2 separate regions of the Homo sapiens genome follow, and region 1 is linked to region 2. A link is an interaction called in ENCODE POLR2A ChIA-PET data of the cell type or tissue named here. Cell type or tissue: GM12878. All regions are shown on one strand.

What was found. ChIA-PET counts read pairs that join two places held together with the same protein. Peaks named below come from ENCODE experiments on the same cell type or tissue, not always from the same donor. Only the 100,000 strongest peaks of a DNase experiment are listed, where the experiment ranks them.
Region 1: POLR2A ChIA-PET joins it to region 2 with 6 read pairs; 2 of 35 experiments call an interaction of 5 or more read pairs at or near these places.

What each region holds. Positions count from the first base shown.
Region 1 is chr3:171,516,859-171,524,858 of GRCh38, reverse strand. No RefSeq gene overlaps it. Among named protein-coding and RNA genes, the nearest start is that of TNIK, 60 kb to the right of the region's middle. In GM12878, no CTCF peak of the experiment used is centred here; no DNase peak of the experiment used is centred here.
Region 2 is chr3:171,379,868-171,387,867 of GRCh38, reverse strand. The region is part of intron 1 of TNIK (TRAF2 and NCK interacting kinase); the gene reads left to right. Among named protein-coding and RNA genes, the nearest start is that of TNIK, 77 kb to the left of the region's middle. RefSeq lists an enhancer at 3,299-3,845. In GM12878, no CTCF peak of the experiment used is centred here; a DNase peak (open chromatin) is centred at 4,023; H3K4me3 peaks cover 594 bases; H3K27ac peaks cover 344 bases.

The DNA of each region.
Region 1 (8,000 bases), 140 kb before region 2:
CGTCTCTACTAAAAGTACAAAAAATTAGCTGAGCATGGTGGCGGGAGGCTGTATTCCCACCTACTCGGGAGGCTGAGGCAGGAGAATGGCCTGAACCCGGGAGGCGGAGCTTGCAGTGAGCCGAGATCGCGCCACTGCACTCCAGCCTGGGCGACAGAGCAAGACTCCGTCTCAAGAGAAAAAAGAGTTCTGCACACACAGGAAGTGCTGAAAATACGGTCTTTTCAAAAATTGCATCGAATCAGTTGCACCAAAAGAGAAGGGAATCATTCTGCAAAAGACGTTAGAATGGAGAAAATTAGTGGCCTGATATTTTTTTTTCATAACAAGGAAGATACCAAACAATTGATTAGATTTCAAAGGTCATTGTGGATAAAGTATGTGGAAAATGAATGAGAGCAGAGAATTAAAAAAAATAATAAAAGCTTTGTTCAAAATGCATTTCCTGTCTCCTTTATCAGACGTGGACCTTTCCCCTTCTGCTGCTTGCTGGGCAGTTGCTCAGATATCACGGCACACACTGAGTCACACACTGAGTCAGCAGCAGCAGCAGCAGCAGCAGCAGCAGCAGTGTTCTGCTCTTTCAGCAGACCACCACAGGGTGCAGGCCATCACCTTAAGGGCCCCATGGGCCCTGGGCTCATCCCCACACCATCCACTTATCTACCTCCACGTCACATACCTATCCCCAGAGAGAGCTGTCACCTTGGATACAAAATGACCTTCCACCGAAGAGGACCAGACAGCAAAACTTACGCTGCTCCATGTGAAGTGTTCTGGGAAAAAAGGCCAATTGTAAAGGGACAGCAAGTCTTAAGTGTCCTTGGAAAATGTTCTCTGTCTCCTCTTGGCGTAGGAAAGGGCCCAAGCTTTTCTTCCCGGCAGAGACTGAAATGGGGAGCGGTATCACAGTTATTACTGCCATTAATATTAATGTACGGATCCCACTTCTCTCACCCATCTTGATGACCTTATAATGGGTTCATTGCAGGTCTGTCTAGTCTAAGGCTTCCAGAGTGAAATTGCTTCATCAAATTTGGACTTTCTTGATGAGATGCCTCTGGCTTCCTTGTGTGATCAGTTCTCATGAAGTTGAAAGCAGGCTGCTATTCCATTTTAATTTCTTTTTCTTTTTTCTCCTCCCCCTTAGGGATTTTGGATAAAAGAGTTTATTAGCTGGCTTGACTGGCTTGTCTTCCCAAAGCCTGAAACCATACTTCAAACTTAGCTGAGGCCCTTTCTTTGTGAGCATGCCAGTTAGGGAAGCACAGGACAGCAGGTGTAAACTCTGTTCAAGTCATCTTTCCTGCACAAAGTTTGAGAACAAACCCCACTAGGCGAGCAAGTGATGTTCCCAACAGCAGAAAACACTGAGAGAATGATCAGTTTCATAGTCTGAATGCAATTCCACAATCTATTTTCCACAATTCTAAAGTCCAAAAATCTCTGAAAAAAATGCTTCTTTTTTAAAAAAAAGCTTCATTAGTTCATCTAGTCCCAACAAAAAATTTTTCTTTTGTTTTGCTTATAGATCTGTAGCAAGCTCATTTGGCAATAAACTCTGAAACTATTCATAATCTGTACAATCTTTATCTCATTTAGTATGAATATTTACATGTTATGCTGCAAAAATTACTATGTTTAATTATAAGGTGTTCCCTGATGGAATGTATGTGTGTGTGTTCAAATATTTATCTGGAATATTCTAAATTTCAAAATACATACATCTGCAAGAATTATAGGTAAGGAATTGTGTAGACCCATAGTATAAAAAAGAATATCCATTTCACTTGGGCAGTTCTTTAAAAATTATAAAAAATCTCTCCTTAATGCCTGTATCAGCCAGGGTTCTCTAGAGGGACAGAACTAATAGGATATATGTATACATGAAAGGGAGTTTATTAAGGAGAACTGACTCACACGATCACACGGTAAAGTCCCACATAGGCCGTCTGCAAGTTAAGGAGCAAGGAAGCCAGTGGGTGGATCAGTCCAAGTCCCAAAACCTCAAAAGGAGGGAAGCTGACAGTTCAGGCTTCAGTCTGTGGCCAAAGACTGGAGATCCTTTGGCAAACCATTGATTTAAGTCCAAGAGTCCAAAAGCTGAAGAACTTGGAGTCTGATGCTCGAGGGCAGGAAGCATCCAACATGGGAGAAAGATGAAGGCTGTAAGACTCAGTGAGTCTGCTCTTCCATCTTCTCCTGCCTGCTTTATTCTAGCCACACTGGCAGCTGATTAGATGGTGCCCACCCAAATTGAGGGTGGGTCTGCCTCCCCTAGTCCACTGACTCAAATATTAATTTCCTTTGTCAACACCCTCACAGACACACCCAGGAACAATACTTTGCATCCTTCAATCCAATCAAGTTGACACTCAATATTAACTATCACAATGACTTCATGAAAGGTTTTATCTCACCTCTATGTCCATGACATTTCTATTTCTTTCTTTCACTGGGTTGGAACTTGCTTGCTGGCTTAAGAAAAGCCACTTTATTGTCATGAAACCGTCCTAGACTATGAGGTGGGAGGCCTGGAAAAAATCAGGCCTTTAAACTTTAAACTTCAGTTTCCTCATTTGTGAAATGTGAATGAAAATTCCAGTCTTGAATTTCTTCCAGGGCAGGTTTGAGACTCAAATTGGAAGACTCTTTGAAATGAGAAACCACCATAAAAGTATCAGATATAATTATCAAAGCCAAGCCACATGATTATTCAATTGATGTCCTTTACAAAATTCTTCCTGATTTAACAAAAAATACAAGCAGACTGGGTGCAGTGGCTCATGCCTGTAATCCCAACACTTTGAGAGGCAGAGGCGGAAGGATTGCTTGAGTTCAGGAGTTCAAGACCAGTTTGGGCAACATGGCAAAACCCCATCTCTACAAAAAATAGAAAAATTAGCCAAGCATGGTGGGGCATGCCTGTAGTCCAAACAACTTGGGAGGCTGAGGTGGGAAGATTGTTTGAGCCCAAGGAGATTGAGGCTGCAGTGAGCCATGATCACACCACTGCACTCCAGCCTGGGCAACAGAGCAAGATCCTATCTCTAAAATAAATAAATAAATACATAAATAAATAAAATGCTTGTTCAGGATCTGAAGGGAATTAAAATTTTAAAAATGCTTCATTAGTTTGGGCTGGGCGCCGTGGCTCACGCCTGTAATCCCAGCACTTTGGGAGGCCAAGACGGGTGGATCATGAGGGCAGGAGATCGAGACCATCCTGGCTAACATGGTGAAACCCTGTCTCTAACAAAAAAATACAAAAAATTAGCTGGGCATGGTGGCGGGCACCTGTAGTCCCAGCTACACGGGAAGCTGAGGCAGGAGAATGGCGTGAATCTGGGAGGCGGAGCTTGCAGTAAGCCAAAATTGCACCACTGCACTCCAGCCTGGGTGACAGAGCGAAAATCCATCTGAAAAAAAAAAAAAAAAATTCATTAGTTCATCTAGGCCCAACTTCATCATCAATTTGTGAGTCTTGAGGTCCTCTCAGTTTTATTGATCACCATACCTGGAAAAATCATGAATATATCTTTGTATGCACCTAAAAGCACAGGAACATGTGTGCTTAGATTGTATTAGGATTGAAATATTCCAGACTAAGAGCTTCTGGTCCTTTGATTAATAAATGTCTTTGGGGCCGGGCACGGTGACTCATGCCTGTAATCCCAGCACTGTGGGAGGCCGAAGCTGGTGGATCACGAGGCCAGGAGTTCAAGACCAGCCTGGCCAACATAGTGAAGCCCCATCTCTACTAAAAATACAAAAAATAGCCAGGCAAGGTGGCATGTGCCTGTAGTCCCAGCTACTCAGGAGGCTGAGGCAGGAGAATTGCTTGAACCCAGGAGGTGGAGGTTGTGGTGAGCCGAGATCACACCACTGCACTCCAGCCTGGGCAACAGAGCAAGACTCTGTCTCAAAAAATAATAATAATAATAAATAAAACAAAACAAAAAAATAAAAAATAAATGTCTTTGGTAATATCAATGGATTAAAAAATTCTTTTCTACTTTAGAAAGAGAGCAAGAATAAGAGAAAAAATTTTTGCCAACAGACAACTAACACAGCTGTACATGGTAATTAATTGTAAGTGGTTTATGTTAGTGGATCAAAGGAACACCCTCAATAAAGCAGATAAGATCCTAGTCCCAGGCTGAAACTGTAGTGGGCAGAAACCAGCCCAACAAAACCAGATACAAAGAGTTAGAGGAAAAGACTAATAGCAAAGGGCAGGAAATCCAGAAGTAAATCCCTAGGGCTTTTAGCTAATTTAGGTTTACCTTCCACAGGGCAAATACTCTCTTTGTTCTCAGAGTTTTAAAATATGCATGTGTGGGACAGATCCATGAGTTAGCTATCTTACAGAAGGACTTCAAGGAGGCTTAGAATAAAATATAACAACAATGATAATCTGCAATTTATTGTCTACCCACTATGTGCTGGGCACTTAAGTACATTATCTCATGTAATCTTCACACCATCTCTACATGGTAGGTATGATTATCATCCTCGTGTATTCTGCCTATCTATTGCTGTTCAACAAACCACCCTAAAACTCAGTGACTTAAAACAATAATTCCTTATTTTCTGTCATGATTCTGTGGGCTAACTGGGCTCAGCTGAGTGGTTCTCTCTTGGCATTTCAGGCAGCAGGTGTAACAAGTAACTGGGGCTACAGACATCTGATGACTTAACTGTGCCTGATATTCTTGATGGCTTCTTTACTTCTCTCTGGCATGAGTAAACATCCTAAGCTGGGGTAGTTGTAATATCTAGGGGCTGCCTTGGTATCTCTTCTTTCTCCAGGTCATCTCCATAGGCAAGCTTGGGCTTCCCCAAACCATGGCAGTCTCAGGACAGTCAGATTTCCTTGTTTTCTTTCTTTCTTTCTTTTTAAATTTAAGTTCTGGGATACATGTGCAGAATATGCAGTTTTGTTACATAGGTATATGTGTACCATGGTGGTTTGCTCTACCTATCAACCCGTTATCTAGGTTTTAATCCCTGCATGCATTAGGTATTTGTCCTAATGCTCTCCCTCCCCTTACCCCCACAGCCTGACAGGCCCTGGTGTGTGTTGTTCCCTCCCTGTGTCCATGTTGTTCTCATTGTTCAACTCCCACTTATGAATGAGAACACGTGGTGTTTGGTTTTCTATTCCTGTGTTAGTTTGCTGAGAATGATGGCTTCCAGCTTCATCCATGTCCCTGCAAAGGACATGATCTCATTTTTTATGGCTGCATAGTAGTCCATGGTGTATATACGCCACATTTTCTTTATCCAGTCTATCATTGATGGGCATTTGGGATGGTTCCAAGTCCTTGCTATTGTGAAAAGTACTGCAATAAACATACATGTGCATGTGTCTTTATAATGATTTATAATCCTTTGGGTATATACTTAGTAATGGGATTGCTGGGTCAAATGGTATTTCTGGTTCTAGATCCTCGAGGAATAGCCACACTGTCTTCCACAATGGTTGAACTAATTTACATTCCCACCAACAGTGTAAAAGTGTTCCTATTTCTCCACAGCCTCACCAGCATCTATTGTTTCCTGACTTTTTAATAATCACCATTCTGACTGGCATGAGATAGTATCTCATTTTGGTTTTGATTTGCATTTCTCTAATGATCAGTGATGATGAGCTTTTTTTCATTTCTTTGTTGGCCACATAAATGTCTTCTTTTGTGAAGTGTCTGTTCATATCCTTTGCCCACTTTTTGATGGGGTTGTTTGTTTTTTCTTGTAAATTTAAGTTCCTTGTAGATTCTGGATATTAGACCTTTGTCAGATGGGTGGATTGCAAAAAATTTTCTCTCATTCTGTAGGTTGCCTGTTCACTCTGATGATAATTTCTTTTGCTGTGCAGAAGCTCTTTAGTTTAATTAGATCCCATTTGTCAATTTTGGCTTTTGTTGCAATTGCTTTTGGTGTTTTAGTCATGAAGTCTTTGCTCATGCCTATGTCCTGAGTGGTATTGCTTATATTTTCTTCAAGGGTTTATATGGGTTTGGGCTTAATTTTTATATAAGGTGTAAGGAAGGGGTACAGTTTCAGTTTTCTGCATATGACTAGACAATTTTCCTAGCACTATTTATTAAATAGGAAATCCTTTCCCCATTGCCTGTTTTTGTCAGGTTTGTCGAAGATCTGATGGTTGTAGATGTGTGGTGTTATTTCCGAGGTCTCTGTTCTATTCCATTGGTCTACATACCTGTTTTTGTACCAGTACCATGCTGTTTTGGTTACTGTAGCCTAGTAGTATTGTTTGAAGTCAGGTAGTGTGACTTTGTTCTTTTTGCTTAGGATTGTCTTGGCTATATGGGCTCTTTTTTGGTTCCATATGAAATTTAAAGTAGTTTTTTCTAATTCTGCAAAAAGTCAATGGTAGCTTGATGGGAATAGCATCGAATCTCTACACTACTTTGGGCAGTATGGCCATTTTCACAATATTGATTCTTCCTATCCATGAGCATGGAATTTTTTCCCATTTGTTTGTGTCCCCTCTTATTTCCTTGAGCAGTGGTTTGTAGTTCTCCTTAAAGAGGCCCTTCACATCCCTTGTAAGTTGTATTCCTAGATATTTTATTCTCTTTGTAACAATTGTGAATGGGAGTTCATTCATGATTTGGTTTTCTGCTTGTCTATTGTTGGTGTATAGGAATACTTGTGATTTTTGCACATTGATTTTGTATCCTCAGACTTTGCTGAAGTTGCTTATCAGCTTAAGGGGTTTTGGGGCTGAGACAATGGGGTTTTCTGAATATAGAATCATGTCATCTGCAAAGAGAGACAATTTGACTTCCTCTCTTCCTATATGAGTATCCTTTATTTCTTTCGCTTGCCTGAATCCAGGAGCTGACATTTTCAAAAAAATTAACAAAATAGGTAGACTGCTAGCTAGACTAATAAAGAAGAAAAGAAAGAAGGATCAAATAGACACAATAAAAAATGATAAAGGGGATATCACCGCTGATCCCACAGAAATACAAACTACCATCAGAGAATACTATAAACACCTCTATGCAAATAAACTAGAAAATCTAGAAGAAATGGATAAATTCCTGGACACATACACCCTCCCAAGACTAAGCCAGGAAGAAGTTGAATCCCTGCATGGACCAATAACAAGTTCTGAAATTGAGGCAGTAATTAATAGCCTACCAACCGAAAAAAGCCCAGGACCAAACAGATTCACAGCCGAATTCTATCAGAGGTACAAAAAGGACCTGGTACCATTCTTTCTGAAACTATTCCAAACAATTGAAAAAGACAGATTCCTCCCTAACTCATTTTATGAAGCCAGCATCATCCTGATACCAAAACCTTGCAGAGACACAACAGAAAAAGAAAACCTCAGGCTAATATCCCTGATGAACATCGATGCGAAAATCCTCAGTAAAATACTGGCAAGCTGAATCCGGCAGCACATCAAAAAGCTTATCCACCACGATCAAGTTGGCTTAATCCCTGGGATGCAAGGCTGGTTCAACATAAGCAAATCAATAAACATAATCCACCACATAAACAGAAGCAATGACAAAAGCCACATGATTATCTCAATAGATACAGAAAAGACCTTTGATAAAATTCAACATCCCTTCAGGTTAAAAACTCTCAATAAACTAGGCATTGATGGAATATATCACAAAATAATAAGGGCTATTTATGACAAACCCATAGACAATATCTTATTGAATGGGCAAAAGCTGGAAGCATTCCTTTTGAAAACCAGCACAAGATAAGGATGCCCTGTCTCTCCACTCCTATTCAACAGACTTCTTATGTGGCAGCTTTCTTCCCCTAGACTGAATGTTCCAAGGGAACTAGGTGGAAGCTGTAAGGTTTCTTATGATCTAGCCTCAGAAGTCACGCTAAGTCACTGCCATCAATTCTAGTGGTTAAACGTGAGTCACAGATCAACCCCAGAGGAGGGACTTATAGAAAGATGTAGATACTAAGAGGTGTGGCTCATTGAGGGACCAACTTTA
Region 2 (8,000 bases):
ACAATCACTCTATCCCCACCTGTAAGATACCGCAAAGGGGAGAACTAATGTTTCCTGGCCAGTGCTAATTAGAAACTTCATATGCCTCACTCCTAGTGGTTTGAAATTCATAATCCTACAGGTGGCTTTGATTTAAGCCAAATAGTTCTGTTCAAGAGAGAAAGATTACTGTAATGACGCAGATTTTTCACTTCAATTGTTGTCATTATTCTTAATTCATTATTTGACTTAATAATCAGCTGCACAAAATCCATCTCTTCCTAAAAATATCCCCAGACACATACTCCTTAAGTTTCTTATCTCATAAAAGCATTTGAGTATAGTGACTGAGAAGGGCACATGAGAGGGATTTTGAAAGAACTATCCCTAGAAAGATTTGAAACAAAATGTGGAAGATGTAAGAGCCGATGTCAGGTTTTGGAGATGTGGCTGTAGGCTTGCTTTAGTTACACACACTGGCAAACACTGGTATCTCAATGTAGGAGACACTCTATCTACTAGCATTATGTAGTTAGCATTGCACTATAGTATGGTTAATGACTGAGTGGAATTCAGTAATTAAGAGTGAGAATTTCTGCACTAATAAAAGACACTTACCTCTACTGCCTCTCAAGTAGGCCTTCATTTCTGAACTTTGAACCACTCCTAGAACAGGGAACTGATAGTTTAATTGTTGGGTTGCTTATGTCTGTTTCCTCATTCTTCTAAATTGAAGCTGCCCTCTTAATGATTAAATTATTTTTTCAAACTTTTAAATTGTAAAATATGTACTGAAAAGTGCACAAAGCAAACATGCTCAGCTTATTTAATTAGCACCAGTGTGACCATCTCTCTATTTAAGGAATAGAATTGCTCTATTATTTGCCTCACAGAAAAACCTCCCTAATCCAGAGACCTGGGAGGAGCAGGGACATTTTATATTGCTGAAAGGTAAGACAATAATAATTTTTGAAGAATCTTATTCCCTTTTAGGTTTAGACAATAACTGAGAAACCCTGGAGTGGCAAAGTTTTTCAACAGAGGTCCTGGAACACCACCTTTAGCAGAGAACACTGGCTTTGATAGAGATGTCTAATTGTAATTAGCAAGTGACTGGATGTGAATGATACTTGACTGAAGATTTTTAAAAATGAGATTTCCTTTTTTATGTTATTACTTTTCTTGAAATCTATTCTATATGGACAATAGACAATTAAACTTCTGTTCAGCTCTAATTTCAGTAATTGCAAATTCTGAATGAGTAGAGGTGAAATAAGAAGCATTTATTGTGTTTGAAAATTAGGGCTATAAATGGTATAGGTGAGCAATACACTTCTGAATGTCTTTATCAAAACATCCCTGTGGGTAAAGAAGAGGAAACTGGAAACCCTAGAGATTCTGGTGGACTGACTGAGAAACCTCCACTGCAAACCAGAAATTTGTTAGCATCTTTGTGTTTTATTTTTAAACTTGATACAAACTTATTCATGTTTAATTTAACATATTAAAAAACACCACGAACACCAAAGTTTTTATGGAAAATAGGCTTTCCAAAAAGATATGCCGTGGTTGAATGCAGCTTCACAGATTCTCTGGGACCCAGCTGGTACTCTCAGAGGAAGGTATATTTAATGATGTGAAGATACATGTATTCATCTCTCTCCGAGTTATTTATTTATTTCACAAGAAAAAGTAAACAACAACTTATAAATATTTTCTTGTTGTTGATCTTGGTAAAATTATTTACTTAACCAGCATTTATGAAGGTCCCCCTGTAGCCTAGGTACAGTGCATGTAGCTAAAGATATTAACATGAATGGAGCCCAGCTTCAGCTTTGGAAGGAGCAGGAGCATAGCTGAGTGGGGAATACGGATGTAAACAAGTTATTACATCAGAGTCATTTATGTATTTGTTCATTTGCCTGGGAGAAGTGAGGCCTCAAACAGCATTTTGTTCAAAAAAATGACTGGCTTATATTCTTTATCGCATGCATGTCTGCCATTTTGTCATAGCCATGTGTGTTCAATACTTGAAATCCATTTGCCTTATGAAATGCTTACGGAATCCTGATTTCTAGAAATAATTTAAAGTTTGCTGAATGCATATGCTGTCCTATAAGTGATAGGATTGTTTTATCATTTCTGACAGAAATGATACATGCAATTAACATGTGTTCTTTTAAAATAATACTATTAACAAAGCAAGTTTATCCCCTCTACTGATATCTCTGTCTGTGTACCCAAATCCTGCAGGTATTTTAAAGTCTAGCTTGGTGCCCACCTTTTCCATTCAGCTCCGCTTGACTGTGTCAGTTTGTATCGATTTCCTGCCTGTCTGAACTCTCTTTGCATTTATGTTATGTTCTGCTTGTCTGACTTGTTAGAGCAGAGATCCCAAACTCCATCCTTTCTCCTTTCTTGAGCAGGGTTCTTGAGAAATGGATGATGGAGGTTCCTCCAGCAAATGTTTCCTCTGTGTTCCTCGTCAGAGTGGCTGCCACACACCTCCGTCTAGTCTCAGGCCTCTGCCCTGACAGTCGTGAGACTCCCTTCTGATTTCTCTCTTAACCCCTAGGCTGAGAGGGCCCCAGGTTTGCTGTGAATTCCTTTTCTTCTAGGGCCCAGCTGGTGTCCCCTCCCACTCCTATCCCAGTATTTTCAAAGCAGTAGATACCTCAGTCATCAGCCCACTGAGAAGGCAGAGCTACTTGTCCCCTTTGGCTCACTCTTCATTCTTTCCACTAAAACTCCATCCTCAAACCAGTGGCCTTAATGTACCGTTTTGACCTCCGTGTGCCCTTCATGTTTGGCCACCTTTGAGTGTGAGCTCAGTTTGTGATGGGTATGTTGTATTTTAGTGTTACTTGATAAACACCGACTTAATCATTTCTTTGTATTTGGCAAAATTCCTTCATTCTCTTTAGCTCATTTTAACTTTAGAATAACTTTAGTTCAACTCTGAGAGGCAAGCAGGCTGCCTTTATTCTTATTTCTACTTGATAGGAAAAGACACCAAAGGCTAAAAAATATTAGTGGCCTTGTTCAATGTCAGAAAAATTATAAACGATGAAGTCATTTTCAGTCATGTGCTCTTCTAAAACACAGTTCTTTTGCTTCTCTTCATTTATATTTCATGTATTTTAATCTATTTTTACTAATCTGACATGTCACTTGAGGGCCAGCTCATGCCATAAATATCTGAATCCTTTAAAACACCAAACAGTTCAACTTAACCAAACATTTATTGGATATAAAGTGTAGTCATTTCCTCATTTAGTGAGAGTCTTTATGTATTAGACTCCCCGTTGGATGTTTTCTATGTTTCCCCTCATTCTCATCATATCTCTGCTGGGTAGATTTTATCAATACTTTGGTACCATTAATATGCATTGGGATAACTTGGGAATCTTATTAAAATGTTAATCCTGATGCAGTAGGTCTGGGCAGGGCCCAGATTTCTGCATTTGTAACAAGGTTCCCAGATGAGTTGGATGGTCATGGGTGCAGTCTGAGTAGCATGCTGTTTATAGGTGAAGAGACTTTGGCTCTAAGAGATTAAGTGATTTTTCAAAGATAACACAACTGGAAGTGGTAAAGCCTTATTCAAATGCTGATCTTGCTCCCTGGAGAGTTGCCTTCCAAGTGCAGTAAGACAGATACATTCAAAGCGATCTTTGGAATGTACTTTAATGTGGAATTTACTCTAATGGAGTGTAATGGGAGGACCTTAGGTAGGAACTATGATTTGAATCTGATCTCAAAAGACTGGTAAGGCTTTGACTGACAAAGATGGGACAAAAGGACTTTTTGGATAGCAAGAACAAAAAGGGAACAAGGACACAGAATGCGGGAGTGTACAGAACATCTTCTGGGAATGGTGAGCTGGAGGCTGTAGCTGATGCCTGGGGAGAGGTGTGCTGTAGCTTTAAAGGGAGGCTGAGGTTGGATGGGAGAGCAGAGTAGACCGGGGAACCACTGGGAGATTTGGAGGACAGTGTCTGTGATAGCACATTGTAGGTGCTCAGGAAATGTGCACTGGTTGATTGAATGTAATCTAGTTTTTAGTCATCTGTTGCCCATGTTGCACCATTGAGATCTCCACAGAATTCTGTGGCCTGGCTGAAACGCCACAGAATTACCCCAAGATGACCTTTACTGTTGTTTATATAGAGCTTTCTTAATAGTCTCTTTGCCTTTGGCAATATAGGACATATTACTTTTTCCTCCCTTTCCAAATTTTTTTTTGGCTAAGAAAATGCTGCTTTTGCACAGACCAATAATACACATTCTTCTTAAAAGAAGCATTGTTCCTTCAGTAGCAACTTGTAATGGGAAAAGTGGAACAAAGACAAAATGCAATTCTGGTCTGAATGGAGACCAGTTTTTCTTTGTGTGAATAACCAGCATTCCAGTCAGGTTGCCACAGTGATGCTGAGATTATAACTGTTCATGCCAGCAGTCAGAGAACGTTGCCCAATTAGTTATTCTCAGCTGCTAGGTTACCTTGACAGTGGCTCAAAAAGCAGGTTTTGAGTTCAAAGACACTCAAAAAAGAGCAGTCGAGGACTTGCAATTCTGTTGCCCTCAGTGGGGTGCAGAGACCACAAGCTCCAGCATGCTCTGGTTTAGGCCATGTAGGTGTAGTCAGCCTTGTGAACGTAGGCACCTTGTAAAAATTCTGGTCTTTCCTTGCCCCCTGTATCATCAGCCAGCTTTGGAAGGGATTTTACTGTTTCTGGGAGCTGCCTTCAGATATTGCACATGGGAGACAGTGAGGAGAATGTATGTTTTGGCATTGGAGGCTCTTGTAGCCTCGCTTTTTTTCTCTTGTGAGCAATCTACTTCACAGGATTGATGCAGAGATGAAATAAAATAACCTTTGCAAAATACCCTGCATAATGTCTGGGGCATGGGGAGACATTCAGTGTGAAGCAGTTCTTCTCAAATATTGTTTCAAAAGTTACAAAGCATTATACAATATGATTATTATTATCATCAGTTTCTGGTCTTTTCTATTCTTTCAGTCAGAGTAGAGTAGGATAGGATATGGTAATGAACACTCTTAGAGGCTTTATATAACTAAAGTTTATTTCTCGACCATGCCACATGCCTAGAGTGGGTCAGTAGAGGACTCCATTCATCAGCTATCCAAGTACCAGACTAATGGAGGCATCATGTCCACATATGCTTCCACAGTCATCACAATGATTTGAACTGTCAGTCACATATTCCATCTGGAAGTGGAACATCACTTCCATGCACACTTTATTAGCCAAAGTAAATCATGTGGCCCCAGCCAGCTTCAAGAGGGGTAGGGAAGTGCCATCCTATAACATGCCAGCAGGAGGAGAAATAGAACATTTATTCAGGCCGGGCACGGTGGCTCATGCCTATAATCCCAGCACTTTGGGAGGCTGAGGCGAGGGGATTACCTGAGGTCAGGAGTTTGAGACCAGCCTGGCCAACATGGTGAAACCCTGTCTCTCCTAAAAATACAAAAATTAGCTGAGCATGGTGGCATACGCCTGTAATCTTAACTACTTCAGAGGCTGAGGCAGAAGAATTGCTTGAGCCCGGGAGACGGAGGTTGCAGTGAGCTGAGATCATGCCACTGCCCTCCAGCCTGGCTGACAGAGCGAGACTGTCTCAAAAAAAAAAAAAAAAAAAAAAGATGTATTCAACAACCTTAGAGACTGCCACCTCTACCAAAGAGCAAAAGGCTAATGGAGAAGAGTCCTTTAAAGAAGGAATGTTAGTTAAACATAAATGAATAAAAATATCTGAACAGTAAACTTCAAAGTAAATCAATTAGATTTCAGCTGCTTCAAACAGAAAACTCAAAATATTAGTGGGTTAAGGAAGATAGAAGTTTGTTTCTCTTTCAAGATAAAGAAGTTCAGACATAGGCAGCTTAGCGGTAGCATGGTAGCTCCATGATCGTCAGAACCATAGGATCATTTTATTGTTCCGCTATAACAATCTTAGCATAAGGCTTCCATTCTTAAATTCACCTCAGGATCAGAAATGGCTGTAGTGTTCTAGCCATTACATCTGCATTCCAGGCAGCAGGAAGGAGGAGGGAGGAAGACAGAAGAACCCTTCTCCCAGCTAAGTCAGCTCCATTTGGGCAGCCCTTCTGAATGCCCCACACAGTAATTCTGCTTACATACCATTGGCCAGAATTTAGTCATGTATTCATTCCTAGCTTCAGTGGGACAAGGGCATGTAGATTTTGAGCTGGGTGCATTTCCTCCCAAATAAAATTGGAATTTTTGTTAAGGAGCAAGGGGAGAATGAATATTGGGTGGCATTGATCCATCTCTGTTACAGTAACTTAAGATGCAAGCTTTAGTTAAGTAGGAATGACACAGAAAAGATTGCTCTATACACTGTCATTTTCCATTCTATGCTCTGCAGAATATCAGTGCTTAGAGGAGATACAAAGCTTCCTTAAGGAGTGTTCTGTGGCCAGACAAGTTAGGAAAATATGAAAAGCTTTGCCCTGTCTTGGAGATTCACAGGGTACATTAACACATTAAAAGCTTTGAGAGGCCTTGCAGTAAAGAAACCCCTAACCTGCTAATCTTTTTAACCTAGTGTTCCCAAACTTATTTGACAGTGGAAATTCAACACCCATGGAAATCTGGAGGGACAAAAGGACTGGCTTTAGCTTCTTGAGTCTGCCAAAAAGCTTTTAGATCCTTGAACAGATGGTATAAATCCCCCGTTCCAAAATGTTATCTGCCTTGCAAAACTAATAAGCAAGCAAATAAATTTGTATGTCCTTCACGGTGGCCTAGCCATAGATATAAAAGCTTGAAAAAAAAATAGATGCAAATGAAGCCCTGTTATTAACATCTGTATGAGATTTATAAGAGTTGGTATTGGTCAGCCATCTGTACCATTACTGGTGACACCAAGTGATGGACTAAGATTGGTTTGTACCTCTGCCAGATGACAGGTCCCTGCTCCAGGTAGCTATTATTGGGCTCCTGGCTGTTCCTACATGGCTCTGGGCCATCTCACCCTTCTCTGGAAATGGGAGAGTAACAGATGATCTAATCAACCAGCCAATATTTCCCTACTCATAGAAAAGTCCTGGGCCCTTGGCCGAAAGGCATTAACCCTGCCCCTTTCAGTGTGCACAACTCTTGCCCTCATCAGAGGTTCCCTCTGCAAAGGGCAAAGAAGGAAGCTCACTGTATTGTGAAGAGGGGTGGGGACAGGTAGGCAGCTGGTAAAGGGGGCCTCATACTCCTATTAGACTTAGAATAGAGTTAGGTCCCTTTTACCTAAAAGTTTCACCTCTGCCTGTAATCAACTTCATGGTTGCTTATAGGTGTAGGAAGAACAGTTGAAAATTCTTTCAAGCAAATAACGTGTCATTGGTCTGTTGTAAGCAGGTGGTAAATGAGTATCTCTGGGGGAATGGTCCCGTTAAGGCTCTTCTTCCAAAACAGAACCTTGAATTGTTTCCTAATCTTTCTTTCTTAATTATTTAGGTAACCAGCTCTTGTCTTTAAATCCATCTCCTGCAGTTGCTATCTTTTTCTTCATCTAAGTATCTTCAAAAAGGCAAAAGGCCAAAATATTTGCTAGTCTGGTTCCCATCATTTCCACCTCGTTTTGCTGGAAATACTGGAAAGTTACCCTGTCCTGACAGGTCTGGAAGGATCCCATGTTTGCAAATCTTTGTAAACTGTATGATACATTTTCCCAAACAGCTGTATAATCTCTGCAACAACCTGATGATGGGAGGGAAGGGACCAGGTTGAGCAGGGGCTGGGGTTGGGGGTGGTCATGTGCATATTGACCTTTAAAGCAACTTGCGTGTGTGTGTGTGTGTGTGTGTGTGTGTGCGCGTGTGTGTGTGTGTGTTTTGACCAAGTTTCGCTTTTGTCGCTCAGGCTGGAGTGCAGTGGCGTGATCTCAGCTCACTGCAACCTCCACCTCCCTGGTTCAAGCGATGCTCCTGCCTCAGCCTCCTGAGTAGCTGGGATTATAGGCGTGTACCACCACGC